Linked DNA regions of Homo sapiens: regions 1, 3, 4, 5, 6 and 7 are each linked to region 2. The links are chromatin loops, found by intact Hi-C in ENCODE. Cell type or tissue: Caco-2. All regions are shown on one strand.

Evidence for each region. Hi-C counts contacts between places; a loop is a spot of excess contacts. Peaks named below come from ENCODE experiments on the same cell type or tissue, not always from the same donor. Only the 100,000 strongest peaks of a DNase experiment are listed, where the experiment ranks them.
Region 1: a loop joins it to region 2, with 4 times the contacts of the local background. A loop is called at or near these places in 31 of 110 quality-filtered maps.
Region 3: a loop joins it to region 2, with 5 times the contacts of the local background. A loop is called at or near these places in 70 of 110 quality-filtered maps.
Region 4: it touches region 2 in a loop (4-fold over the local background); 57 of 110 quality-filtered maps call a loop at or near these places.
Region 5: it touches region 2 in a loop (6-fold over the local background); 5 of 110 quality-filtered maps call a loop at or near these places.
Region 6: it touches region 2 in a loop (8-fold over the local background); 7 of 110 quality-filtered maps call a loop at or near these places.
Region 7: a loop joins it to region 2, with 5 times the contacts of the local background. A loop is called at or near these places in 19 of 110 quality-filtered maps.

The regions. Positions count from the first base shown.
Region 1 is chr2:200,375,844-200,379,843 of GRCh38, forward strand. The region is part of intron 2 of SPATS2L (spermatogenesis associated serine rich 2 like); the gene reads left to right. Among named protein-coding and RNA genes, the nearest start is that of SPATS2L, 71 kb to the left of the region's middle. RefSeq lists an enhancer at 2,808-3,334. In Caco-2, no CTCF peak of the experiment used is centred here; DNase peaks (open chromatin) are centred at 1,038 and 2,138; H3K4me3 peaks cover 368 bases.
Region 2 is chr2:200,300,905-200,304,904 of GRCh38, forward strand. No RefSeq gene overlaps it. Among named protein-coding and RNA genes, the nearest start is that of SPATS2L, 3.8 kb to the right of the region's middle. RefSeq lists enhancers at 1,501-2,700, 2,243-2,292. In Caco-2, no CTCF peak of the experiment used is centred here; DNase peaks (open chromatin) are centred at 197 and 2,207; H3K4me3 peaks cover 211 bases.
Region 3 is chr2:199,984,230-199,988,229 of GRCh38, forward strand. The region is part of intron 2 of LOC124906112 (a long non-coding RNA gene); the gene reads right to left. Among named protein-coding and RNA genes, the nearest start is that of MAIP1, 31 kb to the left of the region's middle. In Caco-2, a CTCF peak has its summit at 1,596 (motif pointing right); a DNase peak (open chromatin) is centred at 1,582.
Region 4 is chr2:200,479,553-200,483,552 of GRCh38, forward strand. SPATS2L (spermatogenesis associated serine rich 2 like) reads left to right here. Exons shown (of 13, transcript NM_001100423.2): 13 at 1-2,712. Among named protein-coding and RNA genes, the nearest start is that of KCTD18, 29 kb to the right of the region's middle. In Caco-2, a CTCF peak has its summit at 2,037; DNase peaks (open chromatin) are centred at 659 and 2,039.
Region 5 is chr2:200,075,409-200,079,408 of GRCh38, forward strand. The region is part of intron 1 of LOC124906112 (a long non-coding RNA gene); the gene reads right to left. Among named protein-coding and RNA genes, the nearest start is that of MAIP1, 120 kb to the left of the region's middle. In Caco-2, no CTCF peak of the experiment used is centred here; a DNase peak (open chromatin) is centred at 1,893.
Region 6 is chr2:200,219,638-200,223,637 of GRCh38, forward strand. No RefSeq gene overlaps it. Among named protein-coding and RNA genes, the nearest start is that of SPATS2L, 85 kb to the right of the region's middle. In Caco-2, no CTCF peak of the experiment used is centred here; DNase peaks (open chromatin) are centred at 1,604 and 1,954; H3K4me3 peaks cover 224 bases.
Region 7 is chr2:200,403,287-200,407,286 of GRCh38, forward strand. All of the region lies in intron 3 of SPATS2L (spermatogenesis associated serine rich 2 like), which reads left to right. LOC101927741 (a long non-coding RNA gene) reads right to left here. Exons shown (of 7, transcript XR_007088047.1): 7 at 1-2,090. Among named protein-coding and RNA genes, the nearest start is that of SPATS2L, 99 kb to the left of the region's middle. RefSeq lists an enhancer at 2,074-3,273. In Caco-2, no CTCF peak of the experiment used is centred here; DNase peaks (open chromatin) are centred at 2,495 and 2,885.

The sequences.
Region 1 (4,000 bases), 75 kb after region 2:
CTCGAACTCCTGGACTCGAAGGATCCTCCCACCTCAGCCTCCCAAAGTGCTGGGATTACAGGCATGAGTGACTGTGCCCAGCCTGACAGTGCTGGTTTTAAAAGGGTGGCATTTAAAGTGATAACTTAGTATGAGGGGTTAAAAACTGGAGAAAAAATTATTAAAAATTCATTGCAAGCAAGACAGGAAGAATAAAATGAGAGGACATTTATTCCTTTCTTTCCATGTGTCTTCATTGAACACTTAGCTTGTCAAAGGCATTGTATTTGGAACTTTGGAAGAGAGAAAGGCAAAGTGGAATTTATCAGAAGCAGTCTTTTTAAAAGGAAGGAATTCTTTTTGTAACGTATTAAATCTGTTAAAGTCATGTATATTTGAAGCACTTTAAAACTATTTATTAATTTCCCATTACAGCATATTTCAGGTGACAAATTTCTATTTTGTATTACAGCTGGAAATGGAAAGTTCACTAAGATAGTAAATATGACCCCCTAGAATCCTGAGCATATAATAAATGATCAAAATGAGTTTTTATTATCTGTGACTGCATTAGAATAAACTAAAGGGAATTAAAATCATATGAATTCTTTCTTTTATTCATGTTGATACAATTACCTGAAATCATGTATGGAAAGAGGTTTAGTAATTTTTAGATTGTTCCCTTATTAGCTCCAAGGCTTTATTTGAACTTTGCTCTTTCTATGTTATGACTGTTTGTTGTCCTTTGAAGACAAGTACCTTAAGCTGTGAATTTGGTCACGAAAGCACTGAGCACATCTGATAGCTACAAGGCAGGAAATCGTGACCTGACATTGGTTTCCGATCCATTCTATGCAGAAGTGGTATTGTAGTAATGGATTTGCTTCTGCCAGTGCAGCTGTTTTAAAAGCATGGAACACAAATGACCCTGTGGACACAGACAGAGCCCTGAGAGTTCGTATTTCCTTAGCAGGGCTGCAGTCAGGCCCCTAGCTTCGGGCCGCCACCCTCTCCTCTCTGGAGTCACCCCACCTCTCCCATCAGGTGACAGTATGAGTTGGAAAAGGGACGGGTGTAGCCACACCAGGACAACTTGTGGTCAGAAGGTCAGGTTTCAAGGGCCGGCTCCGTTACTGGCTGGATGCATGTTGGTAACCTCATAATCCTTAGATTCTCACCTGTAAAATGAGGACAGTGGGAAAGCTACCACATGAGCTATGAGAGCATCTATTTATATTCTTTTATAGCACTTTTATAGCACTTGCTGTGTGCCAGGCACTGTTGTAATCACTTTACAAACATGAACTCATTTCATCCTTCTTACCACGCTATGCCGTAGTTACTATTATTATCCCTATTTTACTGATGAGGAAACACGGCCTAGATCAAAGTACTTGCCCAAATCCCAAAACTAGTAAGAGGTAGAGCTGGGATTCAATCTTGGTGAATCGTAATTGCTTGTTTTCGGTCATAAGAACATAAGGAAGAATCTGTATTGCAGAAAATAGGCAGTGTTTACTCTGCGAGATTACTTAAGGGCCCAAGATCCTGTGCTTGGTGACAGAGGCACAGGGCTGGTGGTAGCAGCTTTCTAGGCCAACTGCTTGTGTGTGGTCAGCTAGATGGGCTCTGATGGTGGGGCCTGATCTGAGAGGGAAGTGAGCCTTTCTAAGAACATGTAGAATGTATGTGTTAGATTTCTAAAACTCAAACCAGTGAACAGGTAACATATATAGGACTAATGTGTGTGTAGATGGAGCAGGTCTGACAGGTAAGAAAACCCTCTCCACTCTGCCCCAAATGTACTCTATCACATGCTTCTCACCCTGGCTTTTTGCCGTTAAACTGAATAAAGATCAGGCAAGAACTTCACTTCCTTGTGTGAGCACATGCCCCTTAATAAAATGTATACCCCTAGACATGGTTTTTACATTTTCCATTTAATGCAAAATTAGCTAACAGATGTTTTCAATTAGGTGTAGAACCAGGAACTGGTTTCAGGGTGCAGTGTAAGAATGTGTACTAATTGATTGATATGCCTGTCCTGGTGTCGCCTGGAAGATAAGAAGCCCTTAGCAGACAATCATGCCCAGAAACTGACCTTTGGAATGATGACTACAGTCCCAGCCTATACCTTCTCAGCCTCAGGGGCAGTGAGTGTAAAGGTTGCAAGTTCAGTCTTAGAGCTATACCTTCCCTAAGATAAGAAGGATGAAGAGCTGGCATTCACTAACAGGACCCTGAAGGCAAAAACACTGGGCAGTTTCACAAAAAGGGAACAAGTAGTCTCTCTGAAGGTGAGTCTTTCTGTTGCTCAGGTGACCAAGGCCACCAACCCCCTGCTGATTACTCAGCCACGCCCAAGATCCTGCTACTACCCTGGTTTCTGGCTCCACATTCGTCACTATTGAGATGACTTACTGGTCACAGTAAAAGCAAGTTGATAAAGGTGGCCAGTGGGGGAACAGAGCTTATGTGCCTCCTGAGAAAGCCAGTCGCTGGAAACTGGACTGAGAGCCCTGATTTGGAGCACGAGGAAACCTTAAAAAGTGAGTTGAGGTTGCATTTGCTGGGAAGCCATAGGAAGAACAGTAATGGGGTGGGAAAGGGGGCTGGCTGCCTGGGGGTACTCTCCAACTGGAAGTCCAAGCCCTGCCTTCACTCCCCAGTATTTCTTTCCCACCAAGTGCCAGTGCGTTTAAGGCAGTACATCATATACTGTTTTTGTTCCGCCAGTGCCAGTGACATTTCAAGGAACTAGGAAGAAAACTGACTTTCTCTGCCACTTTGAGAAAATTATTAAATGTTTACTAGGAGTGTTCTGACTCAATGAACTAGGATACTGTGAGTTTGTTGGAACAGAGATTTTTGAAACCAGAATGTGCTGTGAAGAGATGATGGGTTCCTTTTCCACATTTTTATTCCATGACAACCGAGCCAGCTTCCCAGAGTTAGCTATAAACACAGAGCTTTTGTTTGCCAGGTTTAGTTAGGGGTTCTTTTTGCTGGTTCAGAGTTATATTGCAGAACCACAATCCATGTTTTCTTTGGACGTGAATATGCAGTGTTGTCCTTATAAAGATCCCATTAAAAGTTTAAAAAGCATACAGCCCCATCCCCAGCCCCGCTAACAGCAAGCGTGCCTCTAATACCTTTGCGCCTGACTCTCTGGGATGGGACTTTTGAGCTGGACAGACCACAGCCCCAGTGTTGCTGTGCCCAAAACCTTGAGCCAGCTGAATTCCAACTCTAATTCTTCCAGTTCTTAATCTCATTTCCTTCCCCACTTCCTTGCCTGGCGTTCTCCTTTGTTTTTGTGTACATATCTGTCTTCATCATTGATCTTTAAGCTCCTTTGGGGCCAAGAGCTCTGGAGCCAGGAGATATAAGTTCGAATCTTAGCTCAACCAGGTACTGAATAACTTTGTGACTTAGTGAGTAGCTTACCTCTCTGTGCTCATGTTTATTTTTCTATAAAATGGTGATAACGAAAATAGAAGTACACACTGCTTAGGGCAATTCTGAGAACAAAAGGAGTTAATACATGGAACGTGCTTAGAGCATTGCTGGGTATACGGTAAGAGTTCAGTAAGTGTAGCTTTAACCACTGCCAGCATTCCCCACAGACCCTGGTGCATTGTCGGTGTTTAATGAATGTTTGTCAAATTATAAGAAAAAACATTGCCCTTTCTGTAGGAATTGCCCATAGCTAAAGAGATGGGGGAAGGAAAGGAAGAAAGGGAACACATATTTCTTTTTCAACATTGGGGAGTTTGTGGTAAAGTACTTGGGGCTCTGGAGTATAAAGAACTATGTTTGATCTTTTGTCCAAACCCCTCTGGGATTTGGGATTTGCCAGCGGGTGGTGGGGGGGATGGGGGAGGAAAGCAGTGTGATCTGCAGGGAGAGAACCAATTACAGTATGCTTGGAGAGGGTGACATTTATTCTGCTGAACCTCTTCTCTGCTTCACATAACGTTGGCCACTTCACCTTTCCTGAGATGTCTCTGAGGATGGGCAT
Region 2 (4,000 bases):
CCCTCAACTGCTTGACATTGGCCAGTGTCCATGATGGGTTTTTCTTCTAGTTTCTGTTGCCTTCCATCTTTTTACTTTTTAAAAAATTATAATGATAAAGAAGCGCACAAAGTTAAAAGGGCAGGTTTCACCCCTTTCACCATCACCCTAAGGGTCAAAGGGTTACCAGGGTCAACAGTGTGAGTATCCTTCGAGAGACAGGAATTTCCATCCTCCCCGCCCTGCCCCCTTGCTGTTTAGAGCTCATACTGTACACAGTGTTCTGACTTGCTCTTATCACTCAAAAATATATCATGGACACTCTTCCATGTCAACACATACATAGCTCCCTCATTTTTAAACAGCTATTTATTTTTCTACAGTGTAGATGTGCCCAAATAGAGAAGTAGATGAACCATTCCTCTATTTATAAACGTGGAATGTGGTCCAAATTTTTTTGGCCCTTACAAATAATATTACAATCGGCATATCTGTAAATATATTTTGGCACACTTAATATTTCTGTAGATGAGATCACTTGTAGTGGAAAAGTGTGATTAAAGGATACATGCATTTTTAATATCTATAGGTTCTGCAAATTACTTTCCAAAAATGTTTATTAATTCACACTCCAGTCAGCTAAGTATGAAAGTTCCTATTTCTTATAGATGCAAACACCTGATAGTAAAACATATTTTTGCCAATCTGACAAATAACAGATGCTATCTTGTTTTTATTTATGCTATGATCATTGATGAAGTTGGGTATGTTTTCATATGCTTATTAGCACATAGTCCTTCTTTTGAGAATTGTCTATTTTCTTTGTCCATTTTCTTACCCTTTTGCTGCTTCTCGTTTCATACTGATTTCAAGAAGTTGTCTATATTACCCATATTAACCCTTTCCTGTTGTGTATACATGTTGCATGTATTTTCTCCCCTTAGGTAACATTGTTTATGGTACCCTTCACTTGATAGAAATGTTAAATTTTTATAGTCTTCTCTGTTTAATTTTTTTCTGTTATAGCTTGTGAAATTTTTTCATGATATTTCTAATTAGTATTATAAAGCTCTTATAAGGAGCCCTTATAGCTCCTACCTACAGTACTTACTAAGAAGCAGCCTTCGATTATAAATATTATAAATATTGTAAAAGTCTCCTATATTTTCTTTTAGTCTTTTATAGTTTTTTATGTTTAGATTATTAATCCATCTGGAATTTTTTCTGGAATATGAGCTAAGACAGTGTATTAGTCATGCTTCATTCAACAGAAGGATTTTTTTTTTACTCAGATAACAATTGTGGGTGTTCAGATAACAACTGTGGGTGTTCAACAAGCAGACACAGGTATATTAAATGTTTATATTAAATGTTTTAATATCAGGTGTTTGTGAGTGTCTATAAGAAATAGTGACAGGGTGACTCAGAGACCCAGGCTCCTTCCATCCTAGCTCTACCCTCCTCTTGATAAGGGGTCAGCAAATTACAACCCATAGGCCACATGCAGCCCACTGCCTGTTTTTGTAAATAAAGTATTATTGGAACATAGCCATACTTATTTGTTTACATAGTGCCTATGGCTGCTTTCCATAAAACAGCAGAGTTGAGCAGTTTTGATAGAGACTATATGATCCACAAAGCCTAAAATATTTACTATTTGGCCCTTTATAGAAAAAGTTTCCTGACTTCTGCTTTGAAGTCTCAGGGTCCTTAGTTTCCACATGGCAGATGGGGAAGAGAGATCATGTGGGAGGCTTTCCACGGATGAGGCCTGGAAGGGGAGTACAACACTTTCGCCTACATTCCATTGGCCAGAATTCAGTCCCTGGCTTCACCTAACAATTTGGGAGGCTAGGAAATGTGAATTTATTGTGCACTGAGGAGGAAAGGGAATAATTAGCCATATTCTGCCAAGGTGTTCCCTGCAATTATCTGTTTCTTTCTTCCTTCCTATTTTTAAACAGAATAGGCTAGATTACGGTGCAGAAACAACCAACCATCAAATCTCAGTTGCTTAGAACAAAAAAGGCTTATTTCTTGATCATACTACATGTCCACTAATGCTCAGCAGGGATGGCATTGCTCATTGTTGTCATTCACTCCAGTCTGATGAAGCAGTCACCACCACGCACCTTGATGTTGCAGCACTAGGAAGAAAAGAATGCGGTGACTGATGTCCCAACTCTTAACTTCTGACTCAAAGTTATACTCATCACTTCCGGCCACCTTTCATTGGCTGAAGCAACTCGCAGGGCTATACTATACTTTAGTCAGGTGGGGAAGTACAATCTTATCATGTGCTTCAAAGGCAGCAGAGCTGGAATATTTGTGAACAGCCCTACTGGATTGCACATTAACAAACACAGAACACATATTCATCCCCTTCCTATGGGAGATAACCCAGATTCCATTCATTCACTGCACACAAAGTCCAAGATCCTAGATGGTAGATGCCCTCCCCAATAAGTTTGAATATTGCCTAGTGATCTGGAGTCTAGCAACTAAAATTCCTCTCTGTCCCCACTACTTATTCAGATATCAAAATCCTAACAGAGTCACAACTGATCATGGCCTGAAACAGGTTTCCAGAATCTGAGCTATATCCACAAATGTGAGCCCTGCTCTGAACGATCATGCCTAGAGAATCAGGAGCCTGGTACAATCTAGGGGTGGCAAGCGGGAAATACGGCATTTTGCAAAAATCAATACTGCAAGAAAAGAGTCATCTTTATTGAAGGACATGGCATTGTTTCTCCAGGCTTACAATTAAGCACCCTGAATAAAGAGTGTAGGTGACAATGTGGAGGAAAGCAGTACGCACAGATTAAAAATACCTACACGTAAATGTTAAAAAATATAAACGAACATACTTTGTTCATCCCTCAGAAAACATCTGCTCTTATGGTTCTTGTTTTGTTTGCTTAAGAAAAGATCTTCACATTTCTATTTAGTTTAGAAAATAGTAAAATGCAATTCAATCTCTGAATTGTAATCACAGAGAATCATTTTGAACAATACTGTCAAACTAGCATTACACAGATCAAGATTTCAAACAATGTAATTTTTCAAATAAACTTTGACCATCTGGTGAAAACATCAACATATATCTTATTCATATTTTGTTTCTTCAGACTTTTCTATCTCCCTATAATAATAGGAATATAATGCATATTTTAAAAATCATTTATGCCTAATTCAGAAAAATAATGCTTTGTTAGTTATATGATGTGCAAGAAGCTTTTACATGTTTCAATAAGCATATTAAATCCTCTCTAACAGAAACAGAAGTTTTCATTATTTCCAGAAGAAATTAATTTGAACAGCAAAAGGTTCAAGTTTGATTTGAAATTCACTGTCTCTAAAACTTTTAAAACTCTGATTTTTTTGGGGGGGTGCTGGGCCCCTTAGCTAACTCTTGAAATATACAATTGTTTTCTTCGAAGTTATTCTATACTTGTCTTTTCACGCGCTAGGCCTCCACTCACAGTAGAGAATTAGTTTTAGCCTAGTCTGTGGTACAGTGGCTACTCCTACCTGCCTAGTCTCTATTTTTTCATTGATTCACTGCTTTAACATCTTTGCTCTCAACACATACAGCATTTATTCTTATAGCTCCTACCTACAGTACTTACTAAAAGAAGCAGCCTTCGATTAGAAAGGCGGTATATGGTCTTCTTAAAACCCTTTCTTCCCTCTGGTCATATTCTGTTCTTGAAGGCATTTTTTTCTGTCGGACTTCACTAAGCAAGTTAGATTTGGAGTCATGGGAAGATTATGAAGTGGTGGAAGAAAAGAATGAAGACTGAGTTCAATGTTATTTCCAAAGCCCTTCCTAGGAAAAGTGTTGTTTATTATTCATTTTGGAATTCTAATTATGGAGGAAACCTCCCAAAAACATAAATAAATTATTTAGCCAGAGGACCTAAGAAGTGCATCAAATTTCAAGTCAAATGGCTACAAGTTACTTATTACACCTAAATTTAATAAGCAATAGGATGTTTGTTCTTTATGTGTGGTATGG
Region 3 (4,000 bases), 320 kb before region 2:
ACTGCCATATTCCACATGCCCGTTCCCTCACGTGGTGTGTAGGTCCTGGGGATGTTAAACACTTATGGACCTCAAATGGCATCAGCATGGTGCGTGGATGGCCTGTGACTTGCTATCATGAGTCTGTCAGGGATGCAATGATGTCAGCTCACTTGGCTGAGGGGCTGGCAGTTTAACAATGTCCCTATCCTTGGCTTGTCAAGAGTTATAAGCTTACACAGTGATAGGAAAGTTTTTATTTAAAAAACAGAATTTCTAACACAAGATCAATTTTTGTCTTGGCAGTCCTGATACTGTCACTTTAGGTAAAAATCACAAGTTCAAATCCCAGCTCAGTTCTCACCAGGTGGGTGTCCTCAGGCAAGGTCTTCAGCTTCCCTGGGCTCTGGGCCTTTCCACTGTGACAATACTAACCCATTTCAAAGGCTGGTGTTAGACTGAAACTATTAAAGTCAAGCAGAAAATAAAAATGGGAAAAAGCAAAGCAATAAAAAGGGTGTGTTATCCCTCACCCCCACACTCCCGTTTAATGTTAAGGGAGTCTGAATATACTCAGATGCGGCTATGACCAGAGAGCTACTTGCCAACAGCAAGAAACAGATTTTCCTAAATGATTTTTTTTAAAGCTGTTAATTCCCTTTTTTTTATTTCCCATCTAATTCCTGGCAGGAGAATAGACAGCGGGGAATAAAAACCTCTGTTGAGTTGGCAATTTTAGTACTCATATACAAGACTGTTTTATCATCAATCCTCTGAGGTCAGGGGGTCTATAAAGACATAAAGGGAGTCTTTCTTTCTAGTTGTGTTTGAGCCAGGACACTTGGGCTCTTTCCTAGTGTCTTACAGAACCAGCTTTTTACTTCTGCTGGTCCAGCCTCCTTACTTAACAGCCAGAGAAATGGAGGCCAGAGGGTTTCATAGCCCTTCAGGCTTTGTTTTCCTCATCTGTAAAATGGGGATGATGGTTCCTACCTTAGAGGATTGTTCTATATTTTAAGGGAGTAGAGCCATACCTGGCATATGATAAGCCCAATGTAAGTGAGAGGCAGCAAAGCTTGATAATAAAGAGATAATCTCTATATCAGATGGTCGGGCCCACTTCCTGGACTGCCCCTTACTATTAGTGACCTTGGATGAGTTACTTAACAGTCCTGCTCCTTGTAGAGTTGTCACAAGGATTAAATTAGTTAACATACATAAAACACTTAGTGTCTGTCACATCGTTAAGTGCTATACTGGAATTAATTCTTACTATGGTTATTTTGAAAGACATTATGTGGTTTCTATAGAATTGTCCAGTTAATTAGTGGAGAGGGCCACAAATAGAATAAAAAAAAATTGGGGTCTTGTGTGTATTCTATACCAAACCAACGTACCTAGTTATATACATAAGCGCCAGGTTCATTTCTAACTTCTTTAGGGCTACTTCTGACTCCTATGACTATGATAGAGCTAACTTGTTAATGTCATCCACCTAGATCGGTAGAGTTTGCAGCACAGCTTAATTGGGAGGTTCATCAATAAGCCACACACATGCCCGTGGGACTTAGAAGGAAGCTCAGCCATTTGTCTCCATTAGAGGGCGCCAAGGGGAGACAGCATGGTGGAAGGAAGAGAAAGAACCAGTTGCTTCCTGTTCCTGTTAGGGTTTCCCAGCCATAGCCCTTCACCCCAGCAAAGGCAGTTGATTCCAGTGTGCAGTTTTCCCAGCCTCTGCGGACACCCGCTTTTCAAAGATCAGAATCTGTCCTCTGAGATCCTAACAAGCCCAACCTTCTCCCTTTGTTCCCCAGCCTGAAGTGGTGACTACTTTCTGCAGTTATTATTTCTGCTACATTTCAGTGGCCCCTTTTTTGCCTTGTCAATTCTTTAATCTCTAGCTAAAAATTCTTTATATTGAATTCTAATTCTCACTGATAAAATAATCGAAGTGCTGTATTTCTTCTTACTGGTATACACATGAATATGCAGTTATAAAAATAATACATAAATAGAGGCCAACAGAAAGTCCTCAATGATATCACCCCCTTTTCTCGCTGCAGACTGAACGTGATCATGTAAGTTATGTCTCCTTTGAGTATCTGTCACTTAGTTACTCCACTCCCTAGAGGAAACCACAGCTATCAGCAGGTGTCTGTCCCTCTAGAACTTTAACAAATACATTTACATGGATATATATGTATATATACACACACACATATATACACACACATACATATATATATACACACACATATATATGGTAGAGTATGATCACATAATACAAACATAATGAAATAATTTAAAATAAATGTAACTATACTTTAGCACTTTAAAATATTTTTCTCTTTTCTAAGAAAACTGATTTCTTCCATTTTCACATCTTAGATTGGATCTCAGCTCTCTATTCTTGCTTCTTTTCACCACTCAAAAGGGCATGTTTTCCCTGCAATTCTTGTTTTTTTTCTCTCTCTCTCGATATAACTGATGCTAGGTACACAGTAGGTGCACAATAAATGGTAGCCACTATTATTATCACACCGATCCTCACTGCCTGGCTGTCTTTGAAAACCAAGACCTAGGATAATAAGGTGTCATGAGCTAATAAGTAATAAGCATGCTTATTAATAAGTAATAAGATGCTTCTATGTCCTTTACTAACCAAGCCCTAACTCATTTTTGAGCCCCTTACCAAAAAGTGCGTGAGAAGTATGAAGGGAAAACATACAAACAAATAAGATATTGTCCCTGCCCTTAAATTTCTTATAATCTAGGTGGGGGCCCCGCCCTGGCAGTTAAAAAGTGCCAAATGAATATGAAAGGTGTACATGCTGGAAGAGTTCACTTCCACCGGGGAGATCGGCAAAGATGTCACAGAGGAGATGGAATCTGAACTGAACCTTGAATGGTGGCTTGGACTTGAAATAATGGAAGAGAAAAGCCAGAAAGAGCATTAAGAAGTTGATCTATGGGATCTAGATTTTCCATCACAATGAAACAAGTTACTTTCTGCATCATAGATCAGAATTACGCAAAACCAGTATGAGGTGGACCCAAGAAGAGCAACATCTCTCTCTATAAAACTCAGAGGCGGATCTGTGAAGGAAAGCATCTGTTTCTCCAGTCTAAGGTGGGACGATTCTATGCTGCCATGTCAAAGATGCTATAACATTTATTTTCTTCTTCCTTTAACCTTTCCACAGTTCTGACAATTATTCTGCTGTCCCTCTTTCCCATTCAGCACTGCTCAAGGCTCCTTTCCCCATGTCAACAACTCCAAGCTCTTCCTCAACAAACAAACAAAAAACATTAAAAACCTTTTTTCAATTCACCTGAATTTGCAGACCCTGATTTTACATTCAAAGTCAAGCAGCCCTGTTGCTTTATCATTTGTAATCCCTTCAGATTTTTTCTTAACATCTCAATGAAATTCTCTCATAAATCCCCTTCTTTGCTGACCAAGTGCGGTGCAGTTGCTGATTTTGCAAGATATGTGCTAATGTAAAGTATGTCTCCTTTGAGTCTCTTTATCACTTGGTTGCTCTCTGCTCCACCTTCTCCATATTTATGTCCTTATCAGAGCTGCACACAGTATTTCAAATGAGCTTCAGTGTTCTTCCTGCCAGGCCACAGTATTGACTGTAATACGATAGCCTATCTCAAAATTGGTTTGGGGGATTCTTTTTCTCATTGTGGTTAAAATAGCTTGCCTTGTAAATGCCAGAATATATTTTTGCAGATTAGATTTTTTATGAAAAATGGTGTCAAATGCTTTCCGGAAGGGTGTTTAAATTATTTGGATAGGCTGCTTCATCCATTAATGTTTTCTTTTGCAGTTTAACCTCACAGGTTTGCAGGACAGTTTCACCACTGAAAATTTGTGCTGATTTCTTTGTCATTAAACGTAACTTTTTTAAAGGATTCTTACGTTCAAGCTGTGGCTTACGGCTTCAAAACACTTTCCCCCTGCTGTTGAAATCATGAGGTCCGTGGTCTCCCAGATCTTCTCTAAAAGTCTCTC
Region 4 (4,000 bases), 180 kb after region 2:
CTCAGAAAGGGAAAATGGATACCCAATGGCCCAAACCCAAAATAGCCCCAGTTCCCCTAACTTTGACTACAGGGCAGTCCAGTTTGGGTGCCGCTTCCGTTGCACTCACATGTCCTACATATCTGTTGACTACTCACAAGTGCAAATGCTTATTCTCAACTCAACATTAACATTTTTTCTGGCAACCCAGGTTCACTGGTTCTCTTCCACAGAGCGGCCCTGAGCAGCTGAGCCTGCAAGCCACGCAAGCATCTGTTTCTTCTTTTGCCAAGTACAGGAGGATGTTTGCTCTCTCTGTAGAGAGCTTTCTGAGGTCTCTGGGTGTACCCAGAGATTTAATAGAAATTCTTAACGTTAAGTCACATTCCAGGAAGGAAGGAAGAGTTGTTCGTTCAAATAAGAAAGATAAATGTTCGGCACTGTAGGCCCTGTTTACCCCATCTGAGGCCCTGAATTCATATATTACAAGACGGAAGGATTTTGCACAGTTTTTTATGTAGCAAGATTTTGCTCACCACTGAAAAATGTCAGTGTAAATGTGACCGCTTTAAAGATGAGTCAAGTAATTCTTGGAACAGGGAAAAAAATGAATTTGCCAGGTCAGGAGTTCACCTGCCTTTGTCAGAGTTGAACCCAACCACTCTTGACCTCGACTCACTCCCTTAGGGTTAAGAAAGCCCAAACACATTCCTGAGCACAGAGCAAACACTCCCATGTCACTGAAAAGAAACAAAAGAATGCTAAAAAGTGCTCAGACCTGATCACATTTTTTCCAATATTTTTTCCTTTTTTTTTTTTTTTTTGAGACAGGGTCTTGCTCTATCACCTAGGCTGGAGTGCATGTTTTTGAGACAGGGTCTTGCTCTATCACCTAGGCTGGAGTGCATGATCATGGCTCACTATAGCCTTGAACTCCTGGGCTCAAGCCATCCTCAGCCTCCCAAGTTGCGAGGACTACAGGTGTGCACCACAACGTCCCAGCTACTTTTTAAATTTTTAGTAGAAACGAGGTCTCACTATGGTGCCCAGACTGGTCTCGAACTCCGGAGCTCAAGTGATCTTCCTGCTTTGGCCTCCCAAAGTGTTAGAATTACAGGCATGAGCCACCTCGCCTGGCTGGTTTTTGCCTTTCTTATAGACCCTGGGCATGTAAGCATTTATTAGTTTGCATTTTTGAAACAGTAATTTCAATATTTTAGTGCCAATGTCAGGCCGCTTAAACACTGTATTACATATCTTCATCTGTCTGGTGGAACTATTGGTGTGATCCTAGAGAACTGAGTCCTATTCTGCCATTCATTTAAAGTGTTTTAAACTCTAATCTCTCTACTTAATGCACAGTAGTCAGATTATTCTCTTAAACATTTGCCTAGTAGAGGTTAAAATAGTTTAATCCTTATGAAGATGGAATAACTTCAAACTCACATTGTGGCACTTAGATCTTCCACCAAGACTTCATCCGTGAAATCCACACCTCCCTGTTGGGTTCCCAATTACATTCCAAATTTACATTTCTTTTGAGAATCTCTGCATACTCCAGCTCTGTCCTGTTGATCCTATTCTAGAAGTGCTTAATGCAGCAAGACACAGAAAGTTAAACGCAAATTGCTGCAAAATTCACCCTCAGTGGAGGACTAGAAACACAACATGTCCAATTTAAAGCTCAGTTCACAAGCAGTTCAATTCTGCTGGCATCAGAAAAGGAGATTCTAATTAAACATTCTTAGGGAAGGACATCAAATGAGGTTAATGGGAAACGTTACCAGATTAAAAGCAGTTTTTTGACAAAGTAACAGATTTGGAAATTCTGACTCTCTGAAAGCCTTGATTTGAACCTCAAACTTGATTTCACCATGAGAAGTGGGGATCAAGGGCCTGCGCAGTTCTTTTCCTAAATCGATTCGGTGCTCCCCACCCCGACGCAGGCACAGGTCCGCAACCAGATAGGGAGATGCCTGAATTTCAGGCTACCTTTGACAAAGCTTTCTTCCTCCCTCCCTCCCTTTGCACGCTGCATCCCACGCTGCCTGCTTAAAGCGCCCTCATGTGTCTACAGATGGTAAAACGTTTATTTCTCAACAGACATTCCAGTGATAGCATCCAATGACCTATGTAACGGCACCCTTTTTTGCTGTACGCGTTTTTTGAGATGGAGTCTCGCTCTGTCGCCCAGGCTGGAGTGCAGTGGCGCGGTCTCGGCTCACTGCAAGCTCCGCCTCCCGGGTTCACGCCATTCTCCTGCCTCAGCCTCCCGAGTAGCTGGGACTACAGGCACCCGCCACCACACCTGGCTAATTTTTTGTATTTTTAGTAGATACAGGGTTTCACCGTGTTAGCCAGGATGGTTTTGATCTCCTGACCTCGTGATCCACCCCCCTCGGCCTCCCAAAGTGCTGGGATTACAGGGGTGAGCCACTGCGCCCGGCCCCAGTCACTTGTTCTTAAGTTTCTTAAGCAAACTATAAAATAGCAAAAGACCAAAAAAAAAGGAAAAAAAGCAGTTCGCCTAATACATTGTTCCAGCATTTCCTTGAAAGTACTGAGCCATCTCAATTGCTCTGATTTTGTGAGAAAATTATGAAGAGTTGCAAAGTCCCAGTGATTCTCTTGTTACTTAGCTAAGAATTTGAAATGTAATTTAAATACTATTCTTTACAATCCATTATAAGGATTTTAAAATCTTTTTGCTTCTTTAATAAATTCTAACAAAGTTTTGTGTTTATTCTTAGTTTCAAAGAACCAGGTCCCCAGTCCTGGGAGGCTGCTCAGCTGGCCAAGCCAGTGTTTAATCTCATTATAGCAGCCCTGCAGGCAAAGGCACTCTGGTCTGAATCTAGTCTATCTGAGAAATACACAATGCTGCTCTCATCATTCAAGGTTCTTACACATTAATGATTAATTATCAGAAGTCCCTTTGTCTGAGAACTCTGTTTTTTCCCACAGCTCAGAGGAGCTTCTGGGGCTGCCACTAAGTTCCAGTTTCATAGGAAGAATTGCCACAAACAACTTTTGCAGAATAATGAGTATATTCCAAAGCAAATTTGTCTGAGAAATTATGTAGACTTCTGGCAAAAAAAAAAAAAAAAAAAAAAAAATGGTTCAGAAGCATGACTGTGACAATGGCCAAAGAACTTCTACAGAAAATAGCAGTGTAAAAAGTGCTCCCTGTCAAAAAAAAAAAAAAGTATCCTTTTTTTTTTCTTTTTTTTTTTTTTGTGTGTGTGTGTGTGAGATAGGATTTTATTCTGTAACCCAGGCTGGAGTGCAGTGGTGCAATCACAGCTCACTGCAGCCTCCAGCTCCTGGGCTCAAGCGATTCTCCAGCCTCAGCCTCCCAAGTAGCCGGGACTAGAGATGCATACCACCGCACCTGACTAATTTTTGTATTTTCAGTAGAGATGGGGTTTCGCCATGGTGTCCAGGCTGGTCTTGAACTGCTGAGCTCAGGCAATCTGCCCACCTTGGCCTCCCAAAGTGCTGGGATTACAGGCTTGAACCACCACGCCCAGCTGTCCTGTTTTTAACTTCAGATACTTAGATTTGAATTTGATTTAATTGTTCCTAGTCCTTTGAAAGAACCCACCTTCTGTAAATTACCATCATTGTGTAACAAGTCAGCCAATAACATCATTACTCCTCTGCCAACACCTGACGTATAGTAGGCACTTGATGAACACTGATTGAAAGAGAGAGAAGATATGAATAGGTGACCAACTCCAATATCTCCAGAAAATTCTGGAGTCTAAATGACTTGTGCAAAGTAACCCAGTAAAACAATCCTAGAGAAAATAGGAGGAGAGAGCAGAGCAGCTGAAGTAACCCACCCTCAAAGCCACCTGTCTGGATTCAAGCGCTAGCTCCACCACCTCCTGTCTGTGTAAACCAGGGTACATTTCTCAACATCTCCTTACCTTGGTTTTCTCCATGGGTGAATGGGGCAGGTAACTGGAGCTACTTCACAGAGTTGTTACGAGGATTGAATAGTTAATATTTGCAAAGC
Region 5 (4,000 bases), 230 kb before region 2:
TTAAAAGTCAACATTAAACTATGATAATATTATTGCCTAATATTTTGTATATTGCTTTATAAAATACAAATTATGTTCACATGCATTTCTCATTGAGTCTTTCCAATCTCTGTGGATTAGAAAGGTACATATAATGAGGTATTATTATCACCCCTTTTGTTTGTCAAATGAAGATGAAAGAATCAATTCACTCTCCGCTCTCATAAAATCATGAAAAAAACTAGCTTGACTTCAAGCTTCCTAGGGACTGGGGCTGCATCTGAAATGCCCTTGCAGCTACATCTCCAGCCCATAGCACAGAACTTACCACATAGTAGGTGCTAAACAAAATCTGAAAGAATGAAATCTAGTGCCTTACTCTTGGTCATGTCTTCTACCCATTGACCTCTAACTCTGGCCAGCTGAAATGTAATCTTTTTATTTGTACTCTCCAGTTAGGACTTTAAAAAGTTTGTTTTCTTAGACACCACCCTTAAAAGGGATTACACACAAAAATGGAGGAGTTGCAGAGAGGCATTTTAGCATTTGTGTGTGTGTGTAGTAAAATATACATAATAAAATTAACTATACTGTACAATTCAAGGGCACTTAGTAAATTCACAATGTTATGCAACCATCACCATGATCTAATTCTAGAACATATGCATCACCCCCGAAAGGAAACCCATGCCCATTAAGCAGTCACTTCCCAACTCCCCATCCCCTCAGTCTCTGGCAACCACTATACTGCTTTCTGTCTCTATGGATTTGCCTCTTCCAGATAGTTCACATAAATAGACTCACACAATATGTGGCTTTTTGTGTCTGGCTTCTTTAACTTAGCATAATACTTTTGCGGTTCATCTGTGCTGTGACATATTTCAGTATTTCTTTTATTTTCATGGCCGAATAAAGTCCATTGGGTGGATATTCCACCGAATCATTTTCTAAGGGGAGAAACAGGTCCTAGTATGAAGAGAGGTTTGCCCAAGGAAGAGGAAGTTCACTCAAGCTTGCCTTCACTTGGACCTTCCAACTCAAGAAGTTTGTTTCAGGAAGATACTGAGGAGTTATTCTCCATGTCTGTGGAGAACAAAATGAAAGGAAATCCATGGAGGGCAGAAGAGATTCTTGACTGAGCATAAGGGAGAAGTTCCTGATGATCTGGGCAGTTAAACCAAGAAACCCAATTGGGACCGCCGACCTTGAGAAAGAGAAGGGTCATCCCTTCATTCCAGATCAGTATTTGTGGGGCATTTACCACCTAGAAGCATAGGACTAGGCCAGGTGACACTTCAAAATCATTCTCACGCTGTAATTCTAGGATCATGGGAAGGAAAACTTAAAGGATTGAAAAGTAAATCACAGAGAGTTTGTGAAGATAGAAAACTGACCACTTAGGTAACTGCATAAATAGCTTAAAATTACATAAATTGGCTATAATGTTGGAAAGGGGCATGTGACATTCTAACAGAAAAACAAATTAGCTAATGGAATAAAACAGCAATTGATGGCATTGATTATAATTTGTAGTGCAAAGAAAAAGGTCAACTCATCTCCTGAATTTTATTTGGGTTAATGATAATTATGTTTAGGTAAAAAGAAATGAAAATCCTAATTGCAAGATAATGTCAGCTCTTTAGAGAACATTTTGTGCCCAACCTAAAAGAGATAGATAGAGAAAGAGAAGAAAGCACAATTATTATTTCCTTCATTTCAAACCCAAGTTAATATAAATTATCTGGAAGGAAAAATTATCTGTGCAGATGTAAAATATTATAAATTCTCAAATAATTAGACTTAGATATCTTAAGAAAAACACTCACCAGTGCTTTCAAACCAGTTTTAAGTCCTAATCCTTGTATGCTTAAATAAACATTGCACACACAGATGCAGTGTGTGAAGCAGGCTCTGCTTTAAGAGGGGAAAGATTACATTTCTGTGTTTACCCAAGAGCTGACTAAAACACATTCCATTTGGCTGGGACACACAGAAATTAGTTTGAGAAACTGGAAAGGGAACTTTATGTGTTTTAACATAACAGACTGAACGTGGTGTATATTTTACAGATATCATGAGAAGTTTCTCTCCTCCACCTTTTACTGAGCCATCAAAGAGGCAATTGTGTGAACGAAATAACACAGTAACATGTCACATTCCATTTACATCGATTTATCAAATCCAGGAAGAAGCCTTCGCACTTTCCGGACTAGTGATCAGCACTAGGCCAGTATGAAAAGCTGAGAAATGGAGAGTTTTCAAGGAAAATACACATTAAAAATAAGTACCAAAAAATCATTTTTTTTTTGCACATACTTTTACTTTTATTGACTTAGGTTTTGAAAAGTTAGTCTAGGGTAGCAACATGACTTTTGGGGGCCTTAGGCACCTTTACTTTGATGGATCCCATTCTTCATTTAAAAAATATTAAAAATTATATTCTATGACTGCATTGGTATAGAGATGAATATAATCCAGGGTGGTTTTATTCTTATATATTCACTATTATTCAATTCAATAGTTTCTCCTGATTTTCAAAGAAATGAAAATAAAACCATTTTCATGGGCCCCTAGAAATGTTGTGGGCTATAAATCTGTGTCTGCTGTGCCTGATGGATACATCAGCCCTGAGTCAGCCAGTACGCAAATAGCCCATATGGTGAGCAGAGGTCTGGACTAGGCCCAGGGGCAATGCAAAGAAGTGTAAGATGTAACATAAAATGCAGCTGAATTGAGGAAACTTACATTCAGAGAGGGATAAGGAGCTAAAGATTGATACGAGACACTGGAAATTACGGGGTAGATGGGAAGGATAGACAGGGGTGAAGGTGAAGGGTGAAAAAGATGAAGGTGGCAGATTATGTAGGAGGTTATTGCTGTATCCAAATTAAAGTTTTAAGGACTTGAGTGAGCTTGACGACAGTGAAAATGGTTAATTAAGAAAGAAAAAGACTTGAGAGAAAGGACATAAAGAACAAGGAAGGGGAAGAAGTCACCAACGATGCTGTGGTATTAGATGGCATCTTATGCCTCAATTCTTAAAGGTTTTATGTCACATTATTATGATTTTCTTACATGCTGGCCTTCAATATTTCATTTAAAATGTTCTCTCTTTATTTCCTGTTCCCACAAAAAGACATAGCCAGACTTATAAGTATAATTAAAATGTGACTTCAATTGAGCTATGTGACCATGTTTCCATCTTGTTCTTAGCAGCCATCTCATTCCCTCCCTACCCCCACCCCCAATACTCTGCATTTGTCAAAATCAGAAGTGCATTTTAAAAGAAGATTGGTTCAAATTCATGTATCTGGCCTTTTAAAACTGTGTCAGCCTGGTCAAAATGTCCTTGCCACCCAACACATTCTGGGCCGTTCCCTAGTAACAGATACTGAAGAGATGACCCATTTGAGTGGAAATTGAAATCAGCATTTCGATACTATTTTTGGTTTGGTTTCAAAGCCATGTGCTCCTTCCTCTACAACTGGCACCAAGCACAGTGGTAGCTTGTAGTACTTTGGAATAACTTTCCAAATATTTTTAGTGTTTTCTCTCTGAAAATATGAATGTTCCAAAAAAGGGAGACGAGTGGAAAACCCAGACCCAGGAGATGCTCAGAGATGCATTCAATATGACCAATTATTTAGGGACCAATTCCCCAGACCCTGTTTTAGAAAATTCATCTATGATAAAGATGGCACATGCATCAAAGAGCCTATAGCCACCGGAGAAGAGAAGCAAGCAAACCAGATGATGACAACATGATGCAGTATGTATTCCTGTGGAGCAATATATATGCTTGGGATGCAACAGAAACACAGAGGGAGTTTGCCTAATCGCTGAAAGGACTGAAAGATGAAAATGACCCAGAAAGGTTTATAAGAAGAGGTGGTAGTTAGGCAAATACTGTTAGTTGTGTATTTAATATTTACTCTTGTCCTTATTAACATGATGGCAATTTTTATTCAGTGTGGCAATATGCTCAGCTGAGAGATTATATTTTTCAGCCTAATGAACATAT
Region 6 (4,000 bases), 81 kb before region 2:
AAAGAAAATTAGACAAAAAGAGATTAGTAAGAATGAGCAAACTCCATTCCATCTAATTCTGATCACTTGTGGGCTTTGGGTTTAAATCTCAGACACACAAATTATTGCTTGTTCTGGTGACATGTTTGCCTGTTTCATGAGTCAGCAAATCAAGTTACTGGGTCACAGAATCAAGGTGCCTTTGTGCAAAGAGGACTGAGGTTAAAGGGAGTTATTTCACTCACCTTTTTTTTTTTCCTTTTTAAATTAAACTTTTATCAGAACATCTCAGTCTCTTCTTCTCCTAGGGGAAATGAAAAGGACTATTATAGAAAGAAAATAACACCCAAATTTTGTTAGCAAACATTAGGAAAATTTTAAATCATGGCGAGGAAAAACTGCCAGATGGCCTGAAAGTAAATAATACTGTGCGTGTGGGGGTTGGGAGGTAGGATGACGACTAAGCTCTTTGCTTTAAACATATGAGTAAAGCAAAAGCCAGAAAAAGAACATTGATTTTTAAGTAATATAAGGTTTGATACTTTTTTTTAGCAGAGTTAAATTTACTGTCATTTTATTTTTACTGTGTTACTTCATTCTAAAAATGTTTTGAAATTGAAATGTACGCATATGAAAAAGCATCTGAAATTGTACAAGTATAATGTAGGCTTTCTAGCTGGTTTTTGCTGTGGATCCATGGGTGGCTGTATTAATATGTATTAATGGTAAACAGATGACAAGTCTTTGAAATAGCCACTTAATTGAAGAAAATAGGATTGTTGGATGCAAGACCACGAAGAGGCTAGCCCGCATATTTTCCAAAGGCACTCAGCCTGAAATGAATATCCTTGCCAATTTGCAACGTTGCATTCAACATTAATCTGAATGGTTTTTCTGTGGAATAAGTTTAGAGTTATTATCTGCAATTCTGAAGTTGCTTTACAGTGGTTATTCATAAAGGAAAAATCTCCCTTTCCTCTTCTTCTCCTTCGTAGTTACTCATGAAATAGTTCTACTTTCAAAGTAATCCTGAATTTTTCCACTTCTCTGCATCTTCATGGCCACCCCTCTCCCACCCTCCTTCAAGCTACCCTCAATGTGAGGGCAATGGCTCCCCTTCAGGTCTCCCAGGGCCACTCTGGCCTCCTCTATGTGTTCTGCATACCGCAGCAAGAGTCATCCTAAAATATAAATCTGGTCCTACAATTCCCCTTTGAAAAACTCCTTCCTTCACTTGCTTCCTATTGCCCTTAAAATCCTCACTATGGCTGACAAGATTCCACCTCCCTGCTTCAGACCCCACCCCCTCTCTCTCCTGATAGCCCTGCCACTGCATGGTTTTTATTTTTAATTTAAGTTATAATGCACTTACAGAAAAAAGTCAAAAGATTCTGCAAACTTCGTTATGCCCCCATCTGAGGAAATGTCATCCCCTCGCTTCTGTCTCCCCAAAGGCTACCACTTGCAGCTAGTCAGCTGATTCTTGGGGATTTTGCCCACACATCTCTAAATACCATGTTTTGAAGGCCACTTTCATTTTTAAGCTTCTCCTGTTGAGTCCTTACTGTGGAAGATGACAATGCATCCTCCTGCGTTGCTCTCCCACGTTCTCCCCTAACAACCCCTTCCATGTGCCTGTGTCTCCATATAGTCACCTGATCACTGAGGTTCAAGGAATACCCTGTGTTTGCACTATTTTGACTAAGCAAACATTTTTACAGCTGAGCCATGTAGTATCAAAGGTTACTCTTCTCTTCCTGAATAACTTTTTTGCCCAAAAGTTAATAATTGTCCTTTTCTCCCCCACTGGCTTGATTTTCTTATCACTAAGTTAACCTTAAACTCTCCTGCAGGTGTGTACACATCTCCTCCATACTCTCAAACAATTAAGTGCATGATAATTTTTATCTTCTTAAATCTCCCTTGCCCAGACTTCTATGTCTGATGAGCAGCTGTCATCCTGGGGTCTGTCTTTATCATCACTTTAGTGGAATTTCAAAAGAAAACCAAGTGGTGCGTGTGTCCCATTTGCCATCTTTACCCAAACTTCCTGGCTTTCTTTCCGATCTTTTCTAATGTGCCTCAGGGCCTTTACATAGGCTTTTTCTTCCTTAAATCTCACCCTGGTCTTTGCCCAATTTCTTCTCTTTCTTTAGACCTGAGCTTAAAGGTCACTTTTTCAGGGGCAGGTCCTGATTTCCCAATCCATCATCCTTGTAAATCACACTTTACTCTTTCATAATGTCCTTGTACTTCTCCTTGGTAGCACTTATCACAAGTCTTAGTGTTGTGCAGTAATAACTTGAAATATTCACTTTGGGTTTTTTTCCTTCCACAACTTATCCATGACCTTTCCCCAAATCAGATGCATCCATTTACTCAAGGACAAGTATAATTTTTATAAAGGGAATGACAAAAACAAGAAACATTTAATGCTCAGTCCTTCAATTTCCAATAGAGGCTTGTGAGAATTAAAAGGGCAGGTTGGGGGGGTAGGGATGGAAAGCAGAGATGATGCTGTAACCTGAGAGAAGGTCTTGGGGACCAGGTAGAGAAAAAAAGTGGAGTCAGCATCAGGACTGCCAAGCGCCATCCTTGGCCAGCACCAGGGAGCCCTGGAAGACAGCAGCAATGGACCTGGGTGGTACTTAAAATATTCGACAATCTGATGCTAATATTCATTAGTATATAAACTATATATAAATCAAAAATTCAAAACATATTCCCTTTTATTGTCTAAAGCATCTACACTAAATGTATTATAGAACTGCTTACCATGAAGAACAAGGCTTCTTCTGACCTAGTGTAGAAGCCACACCACACAGTGTAACCTCCACCGTAAAAGTAACTCTTGGTAACAAGCAAGTCGCAGGTTAGCCAGATTTAAAGTGAAGGGATGACTCCAAAAGCCTAAATCCTGGGAAGCACAATTCACTGGGAGCCACCTTTTGGAGGCTACTTACCACAGGCCTTGATATTTAGATGGGAGAGTGGTAGGGAGAAAAGGTGCTTGAGTAGGACCAGACAATAGTAAAACCCACCCACTTGGCTTAAACATATATTTATTTGTGTGGTCATTTGTTTGATTACTTCTATCAAGACCAGGAGTTGGCACACTTTATGTAAATGGCCAAATAATAAATGTTTTTGGCCTTGCAATCCATGCAATCTCGGTCGCACTTACTCAACTCTGCCGTTGTAGCATGAAAGCAAGCAGGGACAATATGTGAGTGAATGGGTGTGGCTGTGCAAAATAAAATGCTTTTTATGAACACTAAAATTTGGATTTCTTATAATTTGCATGTGTTGCAAAGCACCACTCTTCCTTTGATTCTTTTTTCTACTGTTTACAAACGTAAAAACCATTCTTAGCTCGCAGGCAGAATGAAAACAGGCAGCGGGCCAGGTTTGGCCCAGGGGCTGAAGTTTGCCAGCCCCTGGTCTAGACTAAGTTCCGTAAAGGCAGGGACCGTGTCTGCCTTACCACTCTTATGAAACCTGTATTTAGTACATCATAGCAGTCTCAATAAATATTTATTAAATGAATGAATAGTTGATTTATAAACAAATTATAAAACCCTGAAGTGAGAATTTCTCTGAATAGCCTTTAGTGTTCACTTCGACATCCAATCTCTCCACTTAAAACCTAGCTTCAAAATTACATTTGCAGCTTTATTGACATTTTTCTAGAAATATAGCAGTATCAGTACACCCAAGTCTTACTTACCCATGCTAAATGTGCCCAGAGTGCCTTGAATAATCTGAAACTTCAATACTAAAGAGTGATGGAGGTTTATTGCCTTCTCAGCTTCTCAGAGAGTTGCAAGCACAAGACATGAATCAGTGGTATCATAAGTCCTGAGCCACACACTGCTGTTAAAGTGCTAGTAATGTAACGCCAAAGAATCCTAGAATTGTGAAGAGTCGTCCTGGAGATTGTTGCTTAAATCCCCTCATTTTCCAGTCATCCTACTGGACCTCCTTGCTTGGATGCCCAAACCACAGGACCTGGTGCCAAACA
Region 7 (4,000 bases), 100 kb after region 2:
GGTGAGCTTGATCAGATAGTAAAAACTTAGGAGGCACAGCTTATGAAAAATTGCAGAAGAGCACGTTTACTCTATAAAGATGGAATTGTGGAGAACACTTTAGTTCTTTTTAAAAAGCAAAGGGCTGGACTGCAGAAAAGGGGTTATACTTACACACCAGCAAGCAGCACTGGGACCACATACTGGCAATGTCTAACATCCCTTCTCTGAGCATGTCCTTATCATTGACCTCTCTCATCTTCTAATTCTCTTTAACATCTGTTCTTTCTTGTCCCTTAGCCTTTCTCTAGTGTTCCAATTCATCCTCCCCCTTCATAGACCACAGATGCCTTCATCAGACACCTTAGTGATACTCAGCCCCTATGTTTCTGAGCCCTAAAATCTACCACTACATTTCTTACAGTTCAGTTTGTAACTATGGATGATTGCTTTGCTCCTGCTTCTGGCTTGTTGAGAATTGCTGGGGAAAGCCATGCCGATCGGCACCGTAACAGATCTGTGCAGTCCAGCACCATGGACCCACAGGCCTGCTCAGCATTCCATCATTCATCAAGGTCATTTCCTATCTCATTTCCATAAGGGCAGCTCTAAACCTTTCTCCACTTTTTAAGCCCCAAAGCGAATTCTAAAACTCTCACGCAGAGGAATGGTTTCCATAAATTTTCCCCTTCACAATCTGAAATTTTTATTATGTCTTCACTCTCACTTCTCCTTTTCTCCTTTCTCTGAATTCTTAGAAAAACAGAAGAACCTCCCTTCCATTCCACATGGGTTTTGATGACGTTTCTCTTATTTCCAGTGGAAGCTTGTTTCATAATTTATCTCCTCTCTTCCCCTCTTCTAATTCTTTCTCACTGCCATCTCCTTCCCTCTATCAGTGAACACGCTCAGCACTTTGGGGAGATTAATTGTGCAATGACTGTTTTAAGACAGATTGGAGAGAGGAGAAACCAAGCCAGAGAATCCCATTAGGAGGCCTTTTCCAGAGTCCAGGTGAAAGATAGGGGAACCTGTCTGGGTTAATGAAAGAAAGAATAGGGAGCAGGTAAGATTCAGAGAGAACGTTGTTACCAGAATGATGTGCTAGTTATTTATGACTTTGCCTTATTTTCCTTACTCTTTTGTCAGCTCGTTGGATGCAAAGATTGTGTGAGATTCATTTCACTTTCCCTCACAAAATGTGGCTTGAATGAGTGAATGGCTAGAATTCCCCCAAACCTTTGTGGAGAGGGTTGCCATCTGGAAGGTATATTTTTTTAAAAGGTAATAGTTGGTGGGATAGGGAAAGACATCTCCTTATAAGGAGGGAGGAAGAGAAGTGTAGGCCTTTGTTTCTCAAAGTGTGGTCCATTGCATTCATTTCCAGTTGCTGCTGTAACAAACTGCCACAACTTCAGCAGCTTAAAACAACACACATTGATTATCTTCTAGTTCTGGAGGTCAGAAGTCCGAATGGGTCTCATTGGGCTGAACTCAAGGTACTGGTTCTGGAGCCCTGGGGAGAATACTCTTCCTTGCATTTTCTAGCTGTTAGAAGCTGCCTGCATTCCTTGGTTCGTGGCCCCCTTTCATCTTCAAACCCGGAGAGGCTGGCCAAGCCTTTCTCTCATTGCATCACTGTCCCATTGACTCTCTTCCATCTCCATCAAATTATAAGGACCCTTGTGATTATACTGGACCCACTGAGATAATCCGGGATGATCTCCCCATTTGAAGGTCAGCTAATTAGCAACCTCAATTCCATCTGCAAATTCAGTTTGCCATGTAACCTAACATGTTAACAGGTTCCAGGGGATAAGGCCATGGACGTCTTTGAGGGGCCATTATTCTGCCCACCACATCCCTGGACAAGCAGCATTTACATCAGCTGGGAGCTGATTAGAAATGTAGAATTCAGGACCCACCCCAAGCCTCTGAATCAGAATCTTCATCCCAATCAGATCCCCAGGTGATCAGAATATATTTTAAAGTTTGAGAAGCCACAACTAGAATGTTTCTAAGATCCTCTCCACTTTTACTTCCCATAATTCTATAAAAACTGCATTTTTTTCCATCTTCAAATCTGCATTATTCTTTCTCTTCCTGGTTTCCTGCCAAAAAAAAAAAAAGTTAGTTTTGATTTGTACCCCTGGTGTTAATTCCCCAAAAGTCAGCCAAGTAGAACATGACAGCACCTCATGCATATTTTTTGCTGGCAGGAAGTAGATGTTAGAAAAGGCAATTAAATTATGGAATTATCCATGATGTGAAGGTACTGGTCTGCAAAGAGTATTTTCTTCCCCAAGAAAATTCATAGGAAAACTACCTCCATTACTGTGTAGATAATATTAGTGGCCCAGCAAGTGAAGCAAAGCATACACAGATGAGCTGTTTTTAAGGCATCTCTGAATGGCTCAGCATTTGAGAAATGTGACCAAAGCTGATTATAAAACTCCTTTCAAAGTTGCAGGAACGGCAAACCCATAAATAACTCCAGTTCCCATTGGTGTGAGGAGGAGGTTGCTGGCTGCTTGATTGCTGTCCTTATCATAGGGGATAAGGTTAAGCTCACCTCCAAGATTGCAAGCTTCTCAAGGAAAGAGCCAGCCATATGCTCTGCCTGGCACCCAGGAGGCACTCCATACATTTTGGGCTTGAATCCATTAAGCTTTTTAATAGTGTGTAATACTTAATTCTTAATTAGAGATGCACTTAAAAATGGATAAATAAAACTAGAATATGTCAGTAACCATCTTACTAGACTCCCTGCTTCCTTTTACTCATTCAGTGAGTCATCCCTTTTACAAACATTTATGAATCATCTACTGAATGCCACCCATTGTTCTAGACCCTGTGGATATAAAGATATGCTCCCTGTCAGTAGAGCAGGAAGTCACATAAGTAAATAATGGTGGCAATGTCAATGCTGGAAGAAGTGTGTGAGCAAAGGTCTCAGGCCTCTCTTCTCCCAGCTGTCATGTACATTCTAATGGGACTTATATTTAAAATCTTCCTTTTCTCACCTTTGCCAATCGGGATTATTTAGCTTTATTATTTTTATTTCCAGCCCCGGCTATTAATGTTGCCTCCAGGCACACCATACTTGCTCTAGAAAATGAAACCCTCTCAAACTAGCACAAGTTTAAAAAAAAAAAAAAAAAAGAGGTTATTATTATAAAGGTCTGGCAGCGTCTCATGAGACTTCAGGAAAAGTTAAAGGAGCAGGAAGGAGAGAAAGTGAGGCAGTTGCAAGTCCAGCCTCTCTTCATCTGCACTCCAGCTTCTCTCCCTTTGTGTTGAATAGCTCAGACCTTCAAGGCAGAGGGTCTAATTGTTTCACTTTGTCTTTTCTAGCCAGGCCACTTCCTGACCACTGTAATTCATTGTCACTGTGTTCTGATTGCTTCCTTCATAGCACTCACTTAGCACAAGTTGCAGTGATATATTTTAATTTCTGTGTTTATATCCGTTTCCCTCTCTAGTTTTGGCAGTGACCATATCTGTTTTGTTACTGCTGTATCCAGCCTCTAGTGCAGTGCCTGATCATAGTAGACATTTAGTAAATAATTAAATGAAAGAAGAAGAGGGGGTAAAACCATGTTAACCACCCTAAAGATAGACTTTCTCATTGTACCAGTTACACCATAGAGAAGGGAAAAGTGGGGACAGAGTCTTGGGTCCACTGACCCCTTAGCAAGTCTGTGGAGGTAGGAGGTTCTCTAAGAAGAAGGGTAGACAAGGTAGTCTCCCCCAAATACGTCTTGACCAACATTCAAGCCACATGGTCTTTCCACTTCAAAGCCACACCTGGAAGGACCCCTTAATGCAAATGCTCCCACTTTTTTCTTTTTAAAATCTATTGAGTAGCTAATATATGCCAAATTCTATATGAAACACTTTACAGGCATCATCCCTTTCCATTTTTACATAGGCTCTAGAAGATAATATCCTCATTTTACAGCTACAGAACCAAGTTTCAAAAATTTAAGTGGTTCACCCAAGGTCATAGAGCTAGCATGTA